Regions from separate parts of the Homo sapiens genome. Here region 1 is linked to region 2. Evidence: chromatin loops called from intact Hi-C (ENCODE). Cell type or tissue: CD4-positive, alpha-beta T cell. All regions are shown on one strand. Links, peaks and the distances in the headings refer to the core of each region. The heading gives the core; the rest is flanking DNA.

The links. A loop is a pair of places that touch in the nucleus more often than their neighbours do. Peaks named below come from ENCODE experiments on the same cell type or tissue, not always from the same donor. Only the 100,000 strongest peaks of a DNase experiment are listed, where the experiment ranks them.
Region 1: a loop joins it to region 2, with 5 times the contacts of the local background. A loop is called at or near these places in 29 of 110 quality-filtered maps.

The regions. Positions count from the first base shown.
Region 1 is chr11:112,554,219-112,557,131 of GRCh38, reverse strand. It overlaps LINC02764 (long intergenic non-protein coding RNA 2764), which reads left to right and starts at 1,330. Exons shown (of 4, transcript NR_104155.1): 1 at 1,330-1,455. In CD4-positive, alpha-beta T cell, for the core only: CTCF peaks have their summits at 1,017 and 1,225 (motif pointing right); a DNase peak (open chromatin) is centred at 1,241.
Region 2 is chr11:112,218,539-112,221,451 of GRCh38, reverse strand. It overlaps BCO2 (beta-carotene oxygenase 2), which reads right to left. Exons shown (of 12, transcript NM_031938.7): 12 at 2,506-2,913. It also overlaps the pseudogene RPS12P21. Among named protein-coding and RNA genes, the nearest start is that of PTS, 6.4 kb to the left of the region's middle. RefSeq lists a silencer at 1,192-1,399. In CD4-positive, alpha-beta T cell, for the core only: CTCF peaks have their summits at 1,349 (motif pointing right) and 1,548 (motif pointing left); a DNase peak (open chromatin) is centred at 1,511.

The sequences.
Region 1 (2,913 bases), core at 222-2,721, 340 kb before region 2:
GCTTATCCAATGAGATACCATCACAGGAGTCAAAGGCGAATCTGGGGATGATTCTGGGAGGGAACAACATTGGATGGTACCGCTGCATGGCCTGTCTGGCTCCTGAGCGTGATGTGTTCTCCCTCTCATCTGCTAGATGGGGGCCAGACTCAGAAGGTAGGAGAGCTGCTCTGCTGGGGGCCGAGGTTGCAGTGAGGGGAGAAGTGTGTTACTGCCTAGGGTGAGAAATCACATCAATAATAAACACATCGCATATCCCCCTTCCAATTTGCAAAGCACTAATACCCTATATTTTTTTCACTTAGCCTCACAAAATCATGCTCATTTTACAAAAAAAAGAAAAAGGAAATGGATGAAATGAAAGAGCTACTACCATTTATTGAATGTTGAATATGTGCTAATCACTGGACAAGGAGGCTTGTGCCTTTGTGATTAGCACATACAAGGATCATATAAATGTAATCATCTCAATTCCTCTGTGAAGTACGTCTTTTTACCTCCAGAAGGACTTAAGATTCAGAGAGGGTAAGAGGCTTGCCCAAAGACCGCAGCTACCAGGTGACAGATCAGAATTCAAATGCAGGACGACGGCAAGATGCTTACTAGCAGATCATTTTAAACGAGCATGCCTGGCACGCAGTAAGCACTCCGTAAGTAGTGTCGTCTGCTACCACTGGTGTTCTTAGAAAGGCTCTGGCCCAACCCTATCCTAGAATCATCACTCCATTGCAGGCTTGACACTGGAACCAACTCTTTGCTCTGGAATTAGGTCAAATCATTGCTGGCTTCAGGCCCTTCTCCATTAAAAAACGTACCCATGGAGATAATGAATGCACTGAATTTCTACCAGTCATTACGCCTTGGTGTCAATCAGAAGGAATGTCCCATAGGAAGGCTAGGACTGGGCATTCCTCTCTACCTATCACATGATTCGATGAGCACAGGGTGCTGTGGTTTGATGTATAGAGTCTGCCTTTCTTAAAGGAGCCCTGATTGTGGCCTGGAGGGGCCTATGTGACATGATTCCCGTGAGGCCAGCCTAGCAGAGGGCAGGATGGCTATCTCTCTACTGTGGCTACAGCTGCCTTTGGAGCTTTCTCAGGAATCCCGGGTGTCCACTGATTGAACAAATGTACACAAACACAGCAGAGCCTGCTCCTGCCAGAAACAGACTCAAAGCTACAGCGACCAGTCCCAGAAAAGTTCCCCCAGGCCAGCTCAACTCCCACCAGCAGGGGTCACACCTGAGCAGCCAGAAGGGTGAGGGGCCCTGATAGTCTGGCCTACCAACCAGCAAACCTTTGTATGCTGCGGGTGAGGTCCATACTCAGTCAGCACATGGAAGGGGAACTGGAGGAGAACATTAAGCTGAGAGGAGGTCCTGGTGGGCTGGGGCCAACTCCCCAGGAGCAGAGGAAGCAGCCAGCAGCCTGGATGGGCAGAGGTGAGACCAGGGTAAGCTACACCTCAAATTGTGCCTCTGCAGGTGGCTACCAATGTCACCTTAATGAGGTGTCTCAGACAACCAGAGGCAGCTGTTCACCTGATGGCCCTTCCCGGCTAGTGGCAGGAGGCTATGTCACTTCCCCTCGAATGCCACCCCGGTCAGATGGCCAGATAGAAGCTGAAGTAGCCCTGAGTCAGTCCTGGAACCAGAGCCCCCACAGTGGGCACTGAACAAGGCCATGACCCGTCCCAGCTGAAAGGGTAGAGAGGGCCCTTTCCATAGCCATTTGGGTTCTGATTTTTTATTCTTTTCCTCTGGAAGAAGAGTCAAAGGACCTTCCTCAGCAAGGGAGGTGGTAGGAACGAGGGTGAATGTCACAGGCTGGGTTTGGATGCTTTTGTGGTATCTCAGAGTCTGAGCACGAGACATATCTGAAAAAAAAATCTTGAATAAAACATGGAAAATGAAGTCCACCTTCCAGAGTTTTTCTCATAGCTGGGAGTTGGGGCATCTGTGGCAGCTGACTTCATTTTCCCCTTAGCATCTGAGGTCCTCACAGCAGGCAGACCCAGCTAGACTTCAGATGACTCCATCCACAGGGGAACAGGATTCAAATCGCCTCCTGATAACCTCTGGGGACATTATTTTTCCCCCTTCTGGTTAATTTCTATTTCAATGTTAAGCAGAGACCCTTCTTGCCTCTCGGCTACTATCCCATTTATTAGTTTAATTTAGAAAAGGACTCTTTAAAACATTCCATTGAAATGATTATCCTGGACTGGGAAAGGAGCCCCAGCCACAGTGGGTGGTTTGTGTTGCTCGGAGGCCATGAGGCTGGCACTGGCTCCCCGGTGAGTGATGGGGACACACCCTGTGGCCCGGGGCTAGAGGACAAGGGCTAGAGCACAGTGCCCTGCACCTAGCTCCTTGATGGGTCAGAGCCCAGTTAGGCTGTGTGCAGGGGGAACAAGATGGGTGCACCCACAGATAGGGGGCTGAGGTGGGAGAGGGTAGGCATGGGGGGCTGACCCCAGGCAGGACCAAGACCTGAGCTTACAGGTACAGGGCAATCCCCAGGATGCCTTGCTGCCCTCAGTCTCCAAAGCAGGCGGAAATCCTCACCTGTGCTTAGCATTCCCCTACCTCTGTGGCAAGGAGTCCTGCTCCCTGAGGGTGACTACTTGGTCCCTGGCCCTGACTGCCCCAGGACAAAGTACAGAAAGGTCTGTTGAGAGTCAGCAGGTGAGGTTGGAAGAGGTAGGCTTTGAGGCAGACAGAATGAATCTAATTCAGACCCACCACTCACTGGCTAGGCGACCGCGGGCAAGTGAGTTAATTTCTTTATGACTGACTTTCTTCCTCTGAAAGCTGGAGATGATGATAGCTACCTCAAAGTATTTGGTAAGGAGAGTGTATGAGCGCAGGAAGAATGGCCAGTGAGGAGCCTGTCAAGTAGGTGCTCAATA
Region 2 (2,913 bases), core at 297-2,796:
GATAAGGGAATTCCAGGAAGAGAATGTAAGCAAAGGAAATGTGGAAAAGTACAGCTTGTTTACTGCATATTGAAGAGTTCTTGGCTACAATGGGGAGATAGGTGAGAGGTAAGACTGGAAACATTGATTGGGGACCAAATTATTGAAAGGCCTTGAATGTCATTTAAGTATAAACGAAAGGAGGTTTCACCCCCTTATCTCCCTTGTAGCTCCCCACAAAAAGGGAATTTTCATCTGCTTAAATCACATTTCCAGGCACTGGTTGGGCCTTGTTGACTCACAGGCAGGCCTACAATGTGTTAGAAGTACCACACATGGTGTTGCTTACTCTCCAGAGCTATGCTCAGAGGAAAAAAAAAAAAATCAAGCCAAAGCTCTCCCCTACTCCCACCCTGCCCCAAGGAGGCCTAGCTGGCTGGTTCATACGTTTTCCTACTGCTTGCCTCCTGTGGAGGACCCAACCTGCCCATTTGCCTCTTCCTTTTCCCCTCAATTGTGCACCACTTACTCCCTTTCCTTGAATCCTCAGACACTGGCTAGTGGTAAGAGTTGGGCTTAGGCAGAGGAAGAGGCCCAGCCTATGCTTTGGGCCTTGGTCATATGCTCACTCAATTTTACCAGAACTTTCTCCCTTGGATTACCAGGCATATATGCCTAGATTATAACATGCCACTGATCCTTTTTTGTGTTCTCCTTCAAGAAACAGAGAGCAGAGCAGAGCCAAGGCAGAATTCAGGTATCCTTAGGTCAAAATCTTATGATTATACTGCTATCCTTCATATGTCTGAACTTCATTCCCTGTGTATTAAGATAGAGATTTATAAACAGAGGAAAGATGTGACAGATCTATGGACTTGCCAGAGGTCATCCAGAGTCTCCTTCACCCTTCAGATCTAGGAAGATCAATCAAATCTCCATGTTTTGTCTGAGGAAGTACAATGAATGCCTTTTCAGGGACTTCTGTGAAAGGAAACACTGGGGGACTTACACTCTCATGGTTACCTGAGGCTCTTTGCTCCTGCATCTGCTGCATTAGTTCTGTTTAGGCATCTTCTTGCCATTCTAAACCTGCTGCTGTGTTCTGCATCTCACAAACCCAGACATGGAACTCAGCCCTTTTACTTTATTGCCACAGTGCAAAGCTCCACGCATGGCATTTGCATGTATGGAACACATCACTAAAGAAGATGGGGTCTGTGAAGTTTGAAGTGACTCTTAAGGAAAATTAGACAGGAAACTATGTTAGTCCAGGACGGTGCAGAGAGCCTAACCATGAGTTCACAGGTGCCACATATTGTATGTCTGGGGGTCTTCTCCAGAGCATTCACCATGTGGAAGGAGCATAAACAGTTTAACTGGTCCTGGAATGGTGTTCAGCAGAGGGAAGGGAGTGTAACTGAAGGAAAAGGGAACAAGGGATTTTGGGGGTGTTGGCAAGAGTGTCGTTTAAGTGACAGACCTTGCCTGCCTACGGCTGTTGGTAAGATCAGGCAGGGTTTAGAAATGTGAAGATTATATGGTCTCTAGTGCCACCTGCTGTCCAATTAAATGAAGCACTACTGGCTTGTCATCCATCCCTGAGAACTATACACGTAGAGATTAGAATAAATGCCTGATTTTAGTGATGTTCCTCAAAATAAGCTCCCAAAGCCGAGCTGAGGGTGGGGTGGGGGTAGTGGGTGGTCCATAGGAGGGTTGTGCAATTGCAGTAGCATCTGCTGTGGACAGCAGAGAAAAAAACAGTTTAGAAGAAGCCTCCATGCAGGATATAGCCAGCTTCCTGTCTTCTGAGTACCTTAGGACCAATGGTAACAGGCAGACTGTGATGGAAAGAACAAGGTGCTTTTCAGATTTGTATTCAAAGTCTACTATCTATGATCATTTGTATTTCTTCTCCTAGGACCTCTGTCATCCACCTATCCGATGATGGTAATTGACAGAGCAGGAGCATCTTTATTTTGGACAAACCGCCACTTTAAGTTCCAGCTCCCTTTCTAGCCTCATGCATTTCAAGGAAATCACTTCTCTTCTAACTACAAGCAAACAGAAAAAGCAGACAGTAAAACACAAATAAAACAGCACGGGCACAGAGGGAAGTAGGGGGAAAGTCTCTTGGGTAACTGCCAAATTTCACCCTCATATAATGGGCCCCAGTGAAACAGTGGGCCTTAATAAGGACATTCCTCTCCCTTCAGGTGCACTAAGATAGGGAAGCTAAAAGCAGACTTTGGGGGGTATGCCTGCAGCTGCAAAAAAATATGTATGGGAACAAACACACAACTCTCCCTCCCAAATAAACACAACAAAGAAACACAGAAGCAGTCCAAGCCTCTAATAAACTCTCCCACCCTGAATCCTTAAAAACTCTTAGTCTGTAAAAAAGTGTGCCTCTAATCTAACTCAGCCAAAAGGCTCCTCTCGGGTTTGTTTTTTCTAAAATAAACCTGTCTTAACTGGCAAGCCACCTTTCATGTTTCTTTCCTCTTTCTTTAATTCTTGCAGTAATGACCAAAATACATGAATTTTTATTTCGTGTATTCTTATTATTACCTAGAGGAAGATATATCCAATAAATGAAATTTAAAACCCTCTTCAAAAGGTTGTATCAATACTTTCTTAATTATTTCAAGTAAGAGCCCTAAAAAATAAATATCTATAACCATAGTTATATTATGAATTCTGCTTTGTGGTGTTTTTTCTTAAGAAACATGAGTGCCAAAGTTTTATTTGTTCATTTCTTACATTTGAAATACTCTTCGATGACATCCTTGACTTAAGATTCTTTGACCTAGTCCTTAACTACTGCACAACTGCAGCCAACCACTTTTCGGGGGTTTCCCTCTCAGTTTTACAGAGGCCTACCCATTCCTCTGGTTTCTTGTTGTCATCAACCTTAATTAGGGTGAGTTGGTG